Linked DNA regions of Homo sapiens: region 2 is linked to region 1. The links are chromatin loops, found by intact Hi-C in ENCODE. Cell type or tissue: PC-3. All regions are shown on one strand. Links, peaks and the distances in the headings refer to the core of each region. The heading gives the core; the rest is flanking DNA.

Evidence for each region. A loop is a pair of places that touch in the nucleus more often than their neighbours do. Peaks named below come from ENCODE experiments on the same cell type or tissue, not always from the same donor. Only the 100,000 strongest peaks of a DNase experiment are listed, where the experiment ranks them.
Region 2: it touches region 1 in a loop (4-fold over the local background); 3 of 110 quality-filtered maps call a loop at or near these places.

Annotation. Positions count from the first base shown.
Region 1 is chr3:55,520,479-55,528,811 of GRCh38, reverse strand. The region is part of intron 17 of ERC2 (ELKS/RAB6-interacting/CAST family member 2); the gene reads left to right. Among named protein-coding and RNA genes, the nearest start is that of WNT5A-AS1, 37 kb to the right of the region's middle. In PC-3, for the core only: a CTCF peak has its summit at 4,213; DNase peaks (open chromatin) are centred at 3,801 and 4,101; H3K4me3 peaks cover 891 bases; H3K27ac peaks cover 3,123 bases.
Region 2 is chr3:55,593,825-55,602,157 of GRCh38, reverse strand. All of the region lies in intron 17 of ERC2 (ELKS/RAB6-interacting/CAST family member 2), which reads left to right. Among named protein-coding and RNA genes, the nearest start is that of ERC2-AS1, 9.6 kb to the left of the region's middle. In PC-3, for the core only: no CTCF peak of the experiment used is centred there; a DNase peak (open chromatin) is centred at 4,337; H3K27ac peaks cover 1,159 bases.

The DNA of each region.
Region 1 (8,333 bases), core at 121-8,120:
GTGGAGGCCAGGGATGTTGCTAAACATCCTGTAATTCATAGAGCAGACCCCACAAGGAATTCTTAAATAAAGAATAATCTCAACAAGTCAGAAATGACTTGTCTTACAGAAAAGGACTAGACCTTGTTTATCCTTGTGTCTGTACCAGACAGTACCATACCTGCACACAATGGATGCTCAAGAAATATCTGTTGAACAAAGAAACATGAACATTTATGAATATATGAATGATTGAATATTATGCCTGCCTTGTGAGAGTGCTAAAATTTTTTTTTTTGTCAAATAAAGTATCTATGCACAGTCCCTGGCTCAGTGCCCAGCACATAGTAGGTATTCAGCGAATGGCAGCTCATGATGATGCCGATAACATTTACCTGAATTTGCTTCATACTCATTTTAAATAAGAATTCACTTGTTTTCATCCTTTGCCAAGATAATAGGCAGTCTGTGCAGGCAGAAAGCCCAGTGGGGCTTTTACAAATATTAGTTTACAAAGAATCTTTTTCATCTTGTTATTTTCCAGATAGGTAAGCCAAGGGCCACTTGGTTGTGCCTTCATTTCCGCTCCCTCTGGCAGGCTGTTCCTAGGCAGGGTTTTGTTTCTCTAAAATTATTGTTTCATTGCTTTGTTGTTCTAAAGGAACCTGTTGGTTAATATTAATGCATTTTTATCTTGGGCCATTTCCTTCAGGTTCTTTTTTCCAATCTGCCATCATATTTTGCTTCATCCTTTTTAATATCAGTGCTGCTTATGAAGCCCTTTCATGTACATATTACCCCTGATCCTCCAAGGAAGCCTGTGGGGTGTTACTATCTTTATTGGACAGGTAAGGAAACTGAGGCTCAGGACATTAAATCACAGCTGAGGAGTGGCCTCTGACTCTACCCTGACTCTACCCTATTGCCTCCTCCTAGGATTTGAGAACTAGAAGAGATTGAGAGACAGAGATCAGAAAAGGGGAGTTGACTGCCCAAACCCACGCATGAAATAGTGCCCAAGTCTCTGATGCTTCCATCCTATAGTTTTTAGCTCTTATTTTCTTTCCCACCTATACCTGAGAATCATTTTGCGATTGAGTTTCTCATTCATTCATTCATTCCAGGAGGAGGTATGGCATGCCTCTGTACTTTGTTGTGATGTCATGGGAAGACTTCTGGGTTGGGGTTTTGCTCTGCTACTTATCACTGAAAAGTGTTTGCCTAAGTTACTTAATTGCCCTGAACTTCAGATTCTCTTATCAGAAGTGGAGATGACAACCCTTGCCCTATGTCACAGAGTTGTCATGACGGTCAGTTGAGATCAAGGTAATAGCAAAGGGTTTGTGAACTGGAGTCTTAAGAGGATTTCGCTACGTTCTCTTCTCTCATCCTTTTCCCCCAAGTCTAGAGCTGGCAAATATGAACACTTCTTTTACACTGGCATACAACTCCACAATAAAAATGATAGTCATATTGACTAATATTTATTGAGCCCTTAAGACTGTGAGGCCCCCCACTAAGCACTAACATGTCTGGTCTATGCTATTTCTCTCAACACCTCTATGCTTTAGATATTTTTACTATCTCCGTCTGACAGATGGGGCAGTGGAGGCCCAGAAAAGTGCAGTTTCTTGTTCAAGGTTGCATAGCTAATCATGGGCTAAGCCACGATTGGACTCAAATTCAGTTGGATTAAAGAGCCCAAGGTCTTCATTCATTCACTGATTCATTTATTAAGAACCTCCTAGTGCCAGGCACTGTGCTAGGCACTGAATAGCCATGTGGATACTTCCTGACTCTCCTGCCCCCATCCAGGCCAGAACTGGGGTGGCCAGGACATCCCTTCCTCCCAAAGGAGGTGTGGAGACACGTGTGCTCCTGCTGGCCTGCAGACCCATCAGCTGTGTCAGCTGGAGTCCTGGGAAGAGGATGACATTGCTGCTTCCAGCTGGGAACAGCTGATCAGCACCAAGGGAGGGCCAGGAGGCTTTGGCTGAGCTGCATGAGGAAGTCCAACCCCAGCAGCAGCACAAGCACAGCGATTGTGCACCAAGGCCCCGTGAAGACCCTGGCCCGGGGACGAGTCCCCTCGTGCTTCCTGTGATGCTGCCTGCCAGAGCCTACTGTTTGGGACTTTTGTCCCTCCTGGCTCATCTTCAGGGGTTTCCTTGGGACAGAGTTACTTCATGGCCAATTGAAATCTCTGAAAAAACCTGTTGGGGCTTTCATAGTGCAAACACAACTGTTGCCTGTGGACAAATATTGACTTTTGGTGCTAACTCTCTCACGGACAGCCACCCTTGGGAGAGCCACGACGCGGGCCTTTGAGCACAAGTTGCTCAACCAGGTCAAAGGGAGACAGAAGCAAGAGGAGATGCTTCTTGGATCTCAGATGACCCTCTCCCAAATGGACCCCCATGGTTTCAGCACCAAGGCTGCCTGGAGTTTCAGTTTTATTGGGAGCAGTGCAGCAGAACTCCACCATGACTCCTGTATTAGTTTCCTAGGGGTTCTGTAACAAAGTACCACAAACTGGTTGGCTTAAAACAACAGAAATTTATTCTTTCATGGTTCTGGAGGCCAGAAGTCCAAAATCAAGGTGCTGGCAGGGCCATTCCCTCTTCGAAGCCTCTAGGGGAGACCCTTCCTTGCCTCTTCCGAGCTTCTGGTGGTTGCTGGTACCCTTGGCATTCCTTGGTTTATAGATGCATTGCTCCACCCTCTGCTTCCATCACCCCATGGCCTTCTCCCTGTATGTATTCTGTGTCTCTGTGTCCAATTTTTCCTCTTCTAAGAACACCAGTCATTGGATTAAGGCCTATCCTAATTCAGTATAACCTTATCTTAATTCAAATATATCTGCAAAGACCCTATTTCCAAACAAGGTCACATTCACATTTACTAGCGGTTAGGACTTGAAAATATCTTTTTAGGGGACAGAGTTCAACTGACACCACCCAAGGAATTGTTCTTCCCTTAAGGAAAGGTTATGTAGTCCCCACCTGCCTCCACCCAGCTTCCACTTTGCCCTGAAGTCACACATCTGGCCAGGTCACTCCCCTTCCATGGTGTCCCACTGCCTGAAGGCAGCATCTAGTCTCCTTAATGTAGCCATAAAGTCCCACGTGGCCTGGCCTTGCTTGCATCTCTGCCCTGACTCTGCTACTCCCCCCTTCCCATTCCATGTTGTGTCCTTGGTGCTTGAGGTTCACTGGGTCAGCTTTGGCCTGGCTCTATTTCAGGCCTTACCACATGCTGCTTTCTGCTCAGATGGTTCCTCTCTTCCCTCTTCCACTCGGTAGCTCCTACTCACCACCCCTCACATCTCAACCTGGAAGTCATCTTCTATGAGGAATGTTTGCTGGCCCTCTCTGACACCATATGAGGTGTCTCGGGGCATCCTGGGCCCCCATGAACTCACACATCACATTGTATTTCAGTTGTCTTCTTACCCATCTGTGCCCCTGACCTGGCTGCAAGTCTCCCAGATTAGGGTTTATGTCCTACTCCCCCTCAAATCCCCAGTCCTGGCCCATGGCTGGCAAAAATGATTGCTTGTTGAATTGAAGAACTGAATGAATGCATGAATGAATGAGAAAATAGGCAAAAATTATAACTGTATCCCAGCCACCTTCCTAATTTTGTGAAAATTAAAGGAAATTCTTCTGCCTTCCTGCTCTTGACACCCTACCATTGCATTCAACCCAAGCCAATACTCAGAGAAATGATGCTTTAGAAATTGTTAGTGTGCCAGGGTTTGGTCAGGACTGAGGATAAACCATGAGGGTAGTTCCTGGAGGAGTCTTGATTTGTCATCAGGAATGTCCAGCCTTGGGCCATCAGCACTAACGATGACCAACTGCGGTACCTGTGGCCGTCTTTTGAGTTTTCAGCTCCATTTCCTTTCTCTATAAAGGTGGAAGGCACCCAAAAATATGGATAAACTCAGCTAATTTCTTCTGCTTTGGCACATGTAGCTTTTGTGCATGATTGAACACCTCAGCCCACTGAAGAATAAAAACTGTAATTCCTCTCTCTCTCTCTTTTTTCATTGTGTTTAGCCAAAACAAGCTGTGAAAGAATGTAAAATATATCATTTTGTTGGCACCCGTTCACAAGTGAGTCAGTGAGCTTGCTCACATTTACAACTAAAATTGGATTTTAACCTTCCAAAAATTTATGACAACTGCTCCTTCTTGTGGCTTAAATGTTGACATATAATTAATTTAGGATTTCTTCCCAAGTCTTCCTGTCCAGGTTTGTACCTGCCACAGAAATATCCTTGAAAGTTTATCTAACAGCTGGAGCCATGAAAAAAAAAAAAAAAAAAAACCACTGGAGCTTTGTAAAACAGGGTGGGCTATGCCAACAGGAAGAGCCCAAGAGAAAGTACGAGGCTGCCAACGTGGCTGGCTGCCAGAGGTGCCCCAGGTTGGAGGCAGGGAATTTGCAGTTTTGGGGAAGCTTGGGGTTCCTTCTACCACTGTTCCTTCCTGGCCCCAGTGATGTGTTCTCTCTTTACTGTGCACACATCTTTTCATGAAGATGACCAAGCCCATACATAACCTGGGCATGAACACCCCACTGTGGTTATTTCTGCACTCAGGATCAAGCTGGTCCTATTGCCCAGCTCTCTGCTGTATGGGCGAGTATAGAGGGGGAGATAATAAGGACTACTTCTCATTGCACTCCTGTTATATGCCAGCCATTAGTAAGGGACTTTATAGGCAGAGTTCATTTTGTTTTATGTTCTCAACCACCTGGAGAGGTTAGAGTTACTATCTTCACTTTGGAGATGAGAAAACTGAGGCTCAGAGAGGTTAAGTGACTTACCTGAAGTCAGCAAAATGGAAAGGGGAAGGAGTAATAGGTAGTCTACACATACGAAGCTCCTGTTAGGCCCTGTCTCCGGCTCTCACTTTTAGTGCTTATGGCAGCAACAAATTATCTAGTCCAAAATGTCAGTAGTGCTGAGGTTGAAAATCACTGCTGCAGAAGCATTTGGGGCTATTCCTGGCACACAGTCAGCATTTGATAAATGTGTGTTACCATCAATGAACTTAGTTAGCTCTCTTCTTCACCTACTTCAATATTTATTGCATGCCCACTGTGTGGCAGGAACACAAGAAACACTTCAGTGAGCAAGACACACATAGCCTGTCCTCATGAACGCAGCCTAGGATGCAGTCAGGCATTAATCAGATCCTAACACAAATGTCTGATGCCAAGTTGCCCAGAAGCAGGAGTGCATATGGGGAGAGGGGGGAGAAATTGTCAAGACGGTGTTTGGCAAGAGGATTGGACCAGGAAGGGAAGTCAGGAAGGCTCCCCTGAAGAAGTGGTATTGAAGCTGACATCCAAGGATAAGCAGAAGGTAGCCAGATAAAGGATGATGGGGAAAGTGCCCAAGTGAGAGGGAACACCTATGCAAAAGCTCTGAAGGAAGACCCAGCCATGTGCCTCCTCCAGCAGTAGGAATCTCTGTTCATGGATTGGCACCCCGGATCAGGAATTTCATACATCTCTGTAGAGTTTTGCAATATCACTCAAGGGACTAGCTCCCAAGCAAGTTCTCCGTAGCAAAGCTGAGGCCACTGGTATATCCATGGGTCTTCCAGGGGACTCTGCAGTCCTGCTGCATTGGGCTTTGGCAGTGGCTTCAAGGGTGCCCCCGGAACCCACTGGCATTATGCCTCAGGTGACCACTTTGTCATGCCCCAGTCCCTTGGTCTCTGGCCCAGGTCTGCCCAAAGGCATTTCCTAGCCTTCAGTCCTGGATGCCAACCCAGTCTTAGAGGAGTTAAGCCTGAACCCTGCCTGCCAGGACTTTGGGATTTAATAGGGAAACTTCCAGCCAGTTCACATATTATGAAAACACATTTTCCTCTCTTTAATCTTCAAAGTGACCAGGGACAAAAGCAGCACAGAAATTCCCTCTCAGGGTACGTCTACATCTAAGTTGGAAACATGTATGATAGCTGGAAGCCCCATAACAGATGGGAGAATGGGCCCATCTTGGAGGCCCATTGTTACAGCTCTCCCAGTTACACGTGGAGACATTTACAGAGTTCACTTATATCCCTGAGTGGGAGCTGGAGATGGGAGACCAAGGGTTTCAGCCCTGGGCCCTTGTGCTTCATGCAGACCTACAAGGGCAGGCTTTGGCATGGGATTTAAATATAAGTTCAAACCAGAGAGTATGTCTGCTTTTTGGCACTGTGCAAATGTGACTGGCCTCAGATTCCCACTGAAATAACCTCTGCTTGCTTTTCTCAAACTCCTCATTCTTTGGAGGGGAATGTTATTGTTTCCCTTTAAGGTGGTCTGTTGGGCAAGGGAGGGTGGGAAGGAAAGGAGAAAGGAAGGAAGGATTCCTGTAGTTTTCATAAACAAAGATTGAAGACAATATAAAATCCAGACTGAATCTGCCTTTGTATCTCATTTAAGAACCCACTTCACTTTCAACTCTGCAGACCAAAACGAGGTAGCATTCTTCCTGTTCCTTTGTTTGCAGGTGAGGATTAGGGCCCAGAGAGGCAGCATATCGTTAAAAGGCCTGACTTCACCCAGCTGGTTGCTGGTTTGTGTTTATGTTTCCCTTTTCCCTTCTCCCCTACCAAAAATGGTCCCCTCCCCCCAGAGAAGACTATTTCCTTTTGTTGCGGGGAAACTCTGAATTGGTGGTTGCTTAGAAAACACATAGAAGTGTGTAGCAAGTTGAAGTTAAAAAATAGTTCATGAAATGCAAAACTCCATTTAGCCCCTATCTGCCAAGAAATAAATAGTTTAAAAAATGAATTTCAGATCACTGACAATGATGACTGTGTTTATGGCAGTGGAGTTGTCTGTCTTCAGCAGGCCATCCTTGCAGGCATACACCCAGCATTTAGAAATTAAACAAAAACACATTGAACTTGCTGCATTAGCTGTTGCCACATTGGAACGCTAATGGGTTTAGTGACCACAACCGACCCAGGCCAGCGTGTGTCAACAGCCAAAGGAGCAACCTCAGTCACTGTTTGTGCTTTGCCCAAGTTGTTACAAGCTTAATTCTTTGCAGCTTACTTTTCCTGCTGTTTTGGCTTCTCCCCCACCATGTCTTAGAAAGTGTAGCCCCAGCCCAGCCTCACATAGCAAGGCCACGGGGTCCTGGCAAGATGTCTGAAGATGCAGGCACCTCAGCCTCTTTGGTCTCATGAGCAGTTACATCAGGGCTCTGCCTACCCCCTTCTTTTGCCAGTCACTTCTATTAGGCGTTCTGGAAATGGCCCAGCCTGAAGCAAATGCAGACAGCCTCTTGATGAGCTACTCACCTGGAAAAGTGGAGTCTTTCTCTCTCTCTTCTTCTCCAAGAAAGTATGCTGCATAGCATTTCACCTCCAAGGTGGTTTCTTTGCACCACAGGCAAGCCTTCAGCCCTGCCTGAGAAACAAGGTCAAATGCCTCCATTTTTGCACAGCTGAATCAAGCACTGGGTTGTAGGATCTTGGCGGTGAAGAGGTTAAATTGCTCAAAAGGCTGGATCTGTGGTTTCCTGCCCACACTTGCTCTGGCCTAAGGCAGTGCTTGCTGTGTGGGGAGAGGGAAAGGGAGGTCTCGCCTGGACCCAGGTGGCCGACAGGCAAACCATGTTATTAAGAAGCAGGAATCGCAAAACCTTGATCTTCAAACGAGACCCCTAATTAGTCACCAGCCCAAGAGTAAATGGCATTCCACCTCAGTGAGGCGGGAAGGGCGCCTTCAAATCCTGGAGACTAATTGCCATTATTGGCTCTATGAAGATCCTGTTGTAAACACTTGTCATTGGAGCCACTTCTGGTCAGTAAACTTGAGATATCAAATTGTTCCTTCATGTTTCAAATTCTCCAGAATGCCTCTCTCTGGCTCCTTTTCTAGGAGGGGGCATCTCTTTCCCGAACATGACAGCTTTCTTAAGATCCAGTTTAGGGAGATGTCTTCCTGTGACTTGTATATGCTATGGCAGGCTCATCTTAAAACCAAGTTCTTTTCAGTAAAGGGCTTTTTAACAGTGTTTTACTTTATTTTCATTGGAATTTGAAAATGCCATCTCAAAAATAAGATAACAGGGCTTATTATCATGAAGATAATGGAGCTTACGTTTGGAGCACCTCAGGTAAGCTGACTTTTCCAAGGCCCTGGGAGGTGCCCCAGTGAAATGTTCACAAGGCCGTATCTTTTTATCAAGCTTGAAATAGTCAATTATTTATGTATTCTTTTTCTGAAAGAAGGCCTCTAAAATGGTACGAACTTTAGGCCACACAAAACCAAGATGTGTTCCACAGTATTCAAGGTGTGTTTCTCCCTTTCCTATCATGTGTTCTTGTTGCTTCTGG
Region 2 (8,333 bases), core at 322-8,321, 73 kb before region 1:
CAGATCTGGCTCTTGAAAATTGTTGACAAAGGAAGGAAGAGATTTTGCAAATCTAAGTGCCCTCACAATGCTAAGGTTCAATTTCAGGAATGTGAAATAGAAGAGATACCTGATTCATTCATTTATCCATCCACCCATTCAGAAATAGTTATTGAGGACTTACTGTTTCACTGTGCAGCCAAAACACAAAGCCCGGCTCATGGGAAGTTCCCAGTGGATGCTGGTTATTAAAAAGGAAGTGGAGTACTTACTCTGGCATCTGGATCCCTTTGTGTTCCTGTCCGATGGACTTTTCCAGAGGCCCGAATATTTGTTTGTTTGTTGTTTGAGATAGGATCTGACTCACTGTGTAGCCCAGTCTAGAGTGCAGTGGTGTGAACATGGCTCACTGCAGCCTCGACCTCCTGTGTTCAAGGGATTCTCTTGCCTCAGCCTCCCAAAGTGCTTACAGACATAAACCACCGCACCCGGCTCCCCGGCTCTTTATCCTTCTCTTATTTAGGAGTGATAGTCCAGGCTACCAGCTCTGAATGTGTCTGCTTCTCTTCAGAGGGGCAGAGCTCTCCCATAGGCAGGAAGCACTTGTTTCCTGGACTCGTGGCATTTTACAGTGCCGAAGGACAGCTCGCTGGTTGTTTGCACACAACCAGTGTGAATGTGAAATGACAGGGAGCAGCTGAACTTCAGGGCAGTCTGAGTAGCTTTTTAAACAATTAACAAATTAATGAAGATAGTCATTTGGAGCACCTAGGTTTCTACTTGCTGAGAAAGGCCTGACCTGTTTCTGAGGAGGACTTTTTTGATTAAAATAAAAGGGCAATTTCTGTGGACATGAAGAATTTAAGCCTGGAGTCACATATGGAGCTTATAAGCCAGTTCTGCCTAGATGGCATTTTGTTTGGCTCAGAGTGTTCCAAAAACCGGAAAATATAATATACGATTCTGGCTTTCTGGGTTTTTGGAAAAAAACAGATGATCTGGTTATAGCGAGCTATATTCCCACGAGATTGCCCCAGCAATCTCCTTTGTCCAGCCAGCCCTCTCCAGTTTACTGGTCACCAATGTGGCCTTCCTCACATCTGCCTCACTTCCTTCGTTTGTGTTACCCCCAGCCCCCGTCCGCATGGTGTGCGAACCTGCTTTGGCACTGCAGAAGAGGGCCTGTGGCGAGCTTGCCATGGCCAGCAGCAGGTATTAATGATGCCCAGATTTGCCTCCCCAGCTCCTCATCCAGATGCCACATGGCAGGGCCAGTAGGAGCGACATCAGCAGCTCATCACCCAGGCTGCCAATAAGAACCACGTGGGTACTTGCCCAGGCACTGCATTAGGGATTCTGACTTAATGGCTCTAGGTGAGGCGCAGAGGCCGTGTCCACACAGACAACTTCCAAAGGCCTGCACTGAAGCTTGTGCAGAGCTCCCCTGCTCTCTGGGACAAGTGTTCTGCCCCCAACAGCACTCTTCTAGGCTTCTATTCCTCTTCCTGAATTGGTGTTGAGCATCACAAGCCACTGTCATATACTGGAATCAGTGAAGAGCACACATGTCAAAAGAGGCTTTTCAAAGGGGTATAATGCAAAAACCAGAAATAATGTCTTGATCTGAAAATCCAAATAAATCAACAAAAAATGGGACTTGAGTGGTGGGGAGAAGATGGCAGACGTGAATGTTTCCCCCATCTTCTGCACGATGACAGAGAGGTACTTCTATGGGTGGGTACTTCTTGAGGCCCATCTTGATGTGTGCTCTTAAAGACAGCCTGTTATTTTCTTTCCAGATCCTTATAGATTGTTTTTTCTTTACATCAACAAGTCAACAATTGTGCCAGATTATTTCTACTGCTTACCTCTTTTACATTTTTCTGGTAAGCCCTTTTAACCTGCCATATATGTGTTTCATTGCATTAATTTATTGCTCCCTTTCTTAGTTTTTGGTCTTTTTTTCTAGAGCATCTATTATCCTCAGGTTCTCACTATGTAATTCCCATATCTATCATGTTGTCCCTTACAGATTACATCTCTATATTCTGGGATAACTTCACAAGATTACAGCCTATTTTTCTGATGATATTTTCTAGAGCAGTGATTCAGCTCCTTGCTACTTCTAATGCTGGCTTTGATTCCATTACTGCATTTTTGCTGGGTGGTCAATTCCCTTCCATTTTCTGTCCTGTCTATAGTCTTCTGCCTCGGTGCCTCACATGAGCTTTTTCACTGATAGGAAACTGAGGCCCAGAGAGCGATATGATTTGTCAAAGGTTATGTTGTTAGTTCCTGGTGAAAATGAAAGTAGAACTTGGATCTTCTACCAGTCCAAGGCGTTATTCATCCACAAGACTCAATTTTAAAGATCAACCTTGAGGTGAAAATAAATAATTTGGTAGAAAAAATTGTCATTATCTTCAACCTGATCAAAATGTTACACATATTGAGCATGAATATTCCAACTGAGAATTTCTTACTATAGATGACTGTAGTCACTCTTCCTTTTCTATAGCATAGCACTATTGATTTAGTGCTGAAGTTTAAAAACTCCAGTTTAAAAGGAACAAGTTCTACATTTTCCATGACTTATCTCCTTATCTGTGGACTAAGGACCTTTGGGAGTCCTCAAATCTGCAAAAACACAAACACACACACATAATGAACCATGATCCAGAATAGAATGCCTCATAAATACATGTGTGATAATTTCTCTGGTGTGTGCATAGACACTATTATGAGTTCTAAAATTTAAAAACATTACTTAATTTAAATACATTAGCATTTCAGAACATTACTGAATTCCTAGTAGCTGTCGATCATCAGGTATCAAGTTGTCTTCTCTGTCTTCCTTTGCAGTCTCCATGCTTCATAGGATGTGTTGCAGGGGACGTGGAGGAGCAGAGTAGTGCTTACAGTCAGGAATCAGGCTCAGTCCATAGCAAGATGTGGCTGTAAGCAGGCAACGTGGCTTCCCAAGGTGTCAGGCTTCTTCTGGCACACAGGGGAGGTTATAGTTATTAGTCATTTATTCAACAGCCATTTATTTGAAGAGAAATAAAATTACACTTAGGTGGAGGAGTCTGCAAAAGTTTTTGATGTTTGAAGGGAGTCCTTGCCAAAATTGTACTGCTCCTGTCTTCCATGATAAATTTGAAGCCTACTTGTGCCCTTCTTCAAGTAGCTGCCAATCCAAGGGAAAATCTGTACTGCCTGATGGCTCTCACCAGTGGCTACAGTGTTGGGACAGATCTGGCAAGCAGATGTCTGTGGTGGAAACTTTCTATTCTAGCATAGCTCCTTCTGAGGAAGAAGGGTTAGGTCAAAGAAGAATGTTCCCCAGACAATCTGCCCCTTTGTTAATCAATGCTGTGATCTTGACTGCCCCTACAGCAGCCCCATCTTCCTGAAATCTTCGGTAAAAAGGCCATCCAACAAATACATCTGGCATTGGCCAGGATTTTTCTAGGTCCACTGTAACAGGGAGGAATGGATTTAATCAGATTCAAAGGAACATTAAGATTCATTCCATAACAGTGGTGCATCTCTGGAAGGGCTATGGAAGGCAGGTGATCAAAAACCAGTTTCTCGAGCAAAGCTTGCAAAGCAGTGCAAAAGAATCAAGTTGACTATGCAGGTGTCTGAAATGCTAGTGACATTTATCGAGCTCATTGGGACACATGTACTATGTTCAGTGCTTTAATGGAGTAATCTAATTAGTCTTCATAGCAGCCTGCATAGTCAGCACTAATGTTATGAGCATTTCATGGATGTGGAAACTTGAGAATTCAGCCATTAAGCAACTTGTCCAAGGTCACACAGTGATTCCTCCTTCTTTAACTATTGGGCTGATAATATGGCCACACAGCTGATTTTGAGTCAATGAACTATTATTTTCTTTGTTTCTTTAATTGGACAATGCAGTCCTTATGCAGACATGCAGTTATTATAAGAAATGATAATTTGAGTCAATTTTAATAGATTTGGCAAAAGCTAGTATCTATATAATAGTAACAGAAACACTGAATTTGCTGAAAAAGACATTTGCAAGTTGTCTTCTCTGTCCTTGCAGCCTCCACGCATAATAGGTTGTGTTGCAGGGGACATGGAGGCCATGTGGAGGAGCAGAGTAATGCTCGCAGTCAGAAATCAGGCTCTGTCGTTAGCAAGATGTGGCTGTAAGCAGGCGATGTGGCTTCCCAAGGTGTGGCTTCTTTTGGTGCATGGGGAAGGACATAGTTTAGTCATTTATTTACCGTCTATTATGTAAGTGGATATGATGACAAACTCACTAACTCTTACTGAGATTGTAACACAAGTAATCCTGATGTAATGTGATCTATTCTAGGGGCAAGGTCTATATCTCTATGAAGGGCTAGGGTCACTGTAGGGTGCCAAGTCAGGCTTTCATCAGCACATGTTCATTGATGCCTACTCTGTTCCAGGCTCCATTCCAGGAGCTAGATGTTGCAAATACATTATATTTCAAAGGGTGGGGCCAGGAAGGCAGTGAACTAGTAACAAATAGGATGACTTCAGAAACTAGTAAGTTGCATGAAGAAAAGTACAGTAGAGTTATTAAGGAGTCACTGGGAATGAGAAGAACTACCGGACTTAAGGTGACCCGAGAAGATTTTTCTGAGGAGGTAACACCAAGACAAGCCTCAGAAAATGAGGACTATTTTCTAGGCTGGGTGGAAACTGGGTGGATTGGCCTTGATGTGTAAGGTTCTAAAATCATTTTTTTTTTTTTTTTGAGTTGGAGTCTCACTCTGTCACCCAGGCTGGAGTGCAGTGGCGCGGTCTGGGCTCACTGCAAGCTCCACCTCCTGGGTTCATGCCGTTCTCCTGCCTCAGCCTCTCAAGTGGCTGGAACTATAGGCACCTGCCACCACACCCGGCTAATTTTTTGTATTTTTTGTAGAGATGGGGTTTCACCATGTTAGTCAGGATGGTCTCGATCTCCTGACCTCGTGATCCGCCCACCTCGGCCTCCCAAAGTGCTGGGATTACAGGCGTGAGCCACCGCGCCCGGCCAAATCATTCTTCTTTTAACACAGAAGTGCAGATATCAAGTACATAATAATGCTTCTTGTATTTTATTCAGATTTCTAAGTAACCAAGCACATGTTCAATTTTTTTATAAATATTTCATATGTACTTGAAGAGAATTCTCTCTTTGGGTGCATGTTCTTTGTATATTCTTTAGATGAAGCTTATAAGTTATCTAATAAATCTTCTAAATCTCTATTAATGTTTTAGCTGGTAACTGCTCAGTTTCTGAGAGATAAGCATTAAAATCCTCATAATCATTATGGATTCAGTCATTTTTTGTTTTCTCTCTATCTAGGATATACTTTTAATTGTATAAAATGTCATCATCTAATGTTATAGCTCCTGGTAGGTTGTTCTTATCTTTCATTAATAATCTTCTTCATCTGTACTAATGCTCTTGCCTTTACATTTCTGTTCCTGTGTGCAAGTGCATATTTCTTCCAACCTTTTATTTTTAGCCTTTGTGTGTCACTGGTCCATTTTCCATTTTAAAAGCAACATAAAACTAGATTTAATTTTTTTACTGACTTTATTTTATTTTCAGAGACAGGATCTTGCTCAATAACCCTGGCTGGAGTGCATGGCATAATCACAGCTCGCTGTAACCTTGAACTCCTGGGCTCAAGTGATCCTCTAACCTCAGCCTCCCAAGTTGCTGGGACCACAGGCATATGTCACCATGCCAAGCTAATTTTGTTTTCTGTAGAGATGGGGTCTCACTATGTTGCCCAGGCTGGTCTTGAACTCCTGGGCTCAAGCAATCCTCCTGCCTCTGCTTCCCAAAGTGCTGGGATTATAGATGTGAGCAATCACACCCAGCATCTCTGTCTTTTAATGGGTGAATTTAAGCTATTTGTATTTATTGTAACTAATCTATTTGGACCTACTCTTCTTATTTCGCATGTTCTCTTATTATGGTTCTTTTGTTCCCTTCTCCTTTTTTCCCCTCCTCTCCTTTAATGTCCTATTTGAATTGACTGTGCTTTCTTTATTTCTATTTTCCCCCTACTGGTTTGGGAGTTACATATTCTATTTCTCTGTTCTTAGTGGTTTTGATAGTATCTAAAGCACAATTTGGCAAGAACTCAGAAGCTTTTAATGGATCACCTTAGGTTAGTTTAAGGGCTTTCTCTAGTATCCTCACTCCCCAGTGGTTGGGTCTTTAATGGGGTGAGGTGTAAATGAAAGTGCAGAGCATGGTCACTATGATGATTGTATCTTGGAGTGTGGATTTCCAACTTTCATTTGCTAAGACCTACACTTTATTGCCTGAGGCTGCCTGGTAATTTATAAACTGCCATACTCTCATGGTTTATAGATAACATGGCGGCTTCCAAGCAAAGATCCACTTGGTTTCTTTAGTTGCCCTTCCCTTTGTCTGCATTTGAGCCCTTGTAAGTGATGATAAACATTAAATAGCTCCTGTAAAACTGTTGAATTGTCAGTTTTTAAACTGCATAAAACACTGACATTTTCATTAGATCCTGGCTCTGAGGAATGTCCGGCTTTCATCATAACAGATTTGTTTACTTCTGCAGAGAGCCTTAATGCGCTGCCTATGGGAGAAATCTTTCTGTCACCTGCTCTTAAATGGGAAAGTCTTTGTTCAGCCAAAGATTTTTGGAAAAGGATTTGTAAGAGGGATTTTACACCTCCCTCTCTCTCCCTGACCGTCTCCCAAAAGGGTAAGGGATGGGAATAGAATCTTTGAAGAGCTTTGGTACTGGACAGGAAAAATTTCAACCTAAAATAGTCCTGCAAAGTCCATTAGGAGACAGAATGCTGAGGAGAAGCTATTAAACCACTATTTAGTTTCAGTGTCTCCTGTTAAAGATAAGCAAGTCATATCAATGTCTTTTTTACCTCAATCTTTTGGTTGACATTTAAACAGATATCTTGATTTTGGATTAATAAACTCTCTTGTGTATATTAGTAGGGAACACATTTTAAACTGCTGGGTCCTTCTAAGCAAGTTAATGAACCTTTCTGAGTTTTGGTTTTCTCATCTATAAAACTGAAATTATAAACTGACTTTTCAGAGTTGATATGAACATGAAGAGAGAGAATATATATGAAGGGCTCAGCACAGAACCTGGTTCTTAGTAGGGGACCATTCAATGGCATTTGACAGTGATGATGAAGGTAGTGGTGGGAATTATGGTGGTGAAGATGAGGATGATTATGGTGGGGGGAGGGTAGTGGTAAGAGTGTTGATGGTGATGGTGATGAGGATAATGCTGGTGGTGGTGACAGTTGGGGTTTTGAAAAAGACTGAGAAAGGTTATCATGTAATCAAAGAACTCAAGAAGAAGCAGAGTTATCTGTAACTACCTGACTGGCCAGGCGCAGTGGCTCATGCCTGTAATCCTAGCACTTTAGGAGGCCAAGGTCAGTGGAACGCCTGAGGTAAGGAGTTTGAGACCAGCTCGGCCAAAATGGTAAAACCCCATCTCTACTAAAAATGCAAAAAATTAACCATGTGTGGTGGCACAATGCCTGTAGTCCCAGCTACTTGGGAGGCTGAGACAGGAGAATCACATGAACCCAGGGTGCGGAGGTTGCAGTGAGTCAAAATCGCGCCACTATACTCCATCCTGGGTGACAGATCAAGACTCCATCTCAAATAATAATAATAATAATAACAATAAAACTACCTGCTCTATAATCTCCCAGTTTCTATTTGGGCACTTTCAGCCACTAGGAGATTCTTTCTTAGCAAAATTCTGTTATAGGCAGCAAACCACAAAAGCCCAGTTCATTCAGGCAATTGTGTTTTCAGGCCTAGATTTGTCTTCTAAAAAGTTAAACAGTGTTATTCTGAGTCATGTAATCCTGTTGCCATCTATCTCCATCCTAAAGATACTTTAGGACACCGCACACTTTGATGTTCTTCTGTCTTTCCTTGAACATGTATCTGCCATCTCTTTACCAACTCTTCTTTCTGTAGTCATTTGCATATATAAGTAAGGAACTCAAAGAAGACAATACAGGAGGAAAAAAGGTGCCAACAGCAAGGGTGGGGAAAAATCTGAGTGTTGTGTCACAGAAGTAAAAGAGGGAGACAGTTCCAGGCACAGGAGGAAGGTCACTGCTTTGAGCATGAAAGTGAGGGTGAGGATGAAGAAGGCTGGGCAGGACCGTAACTTCTGGCACTGAAGGGTCAATGCTGGCATCTGACACAGTATCACTGTGATGGTAAAAGATGGAGAGTCGAGGAATACTTGAGAGAAGAAGGGGTGAAGGCCACAGACATGGAGGAATGAGAAAGAGGTGGCTCCAGAGTAGAAAGAGTTTTT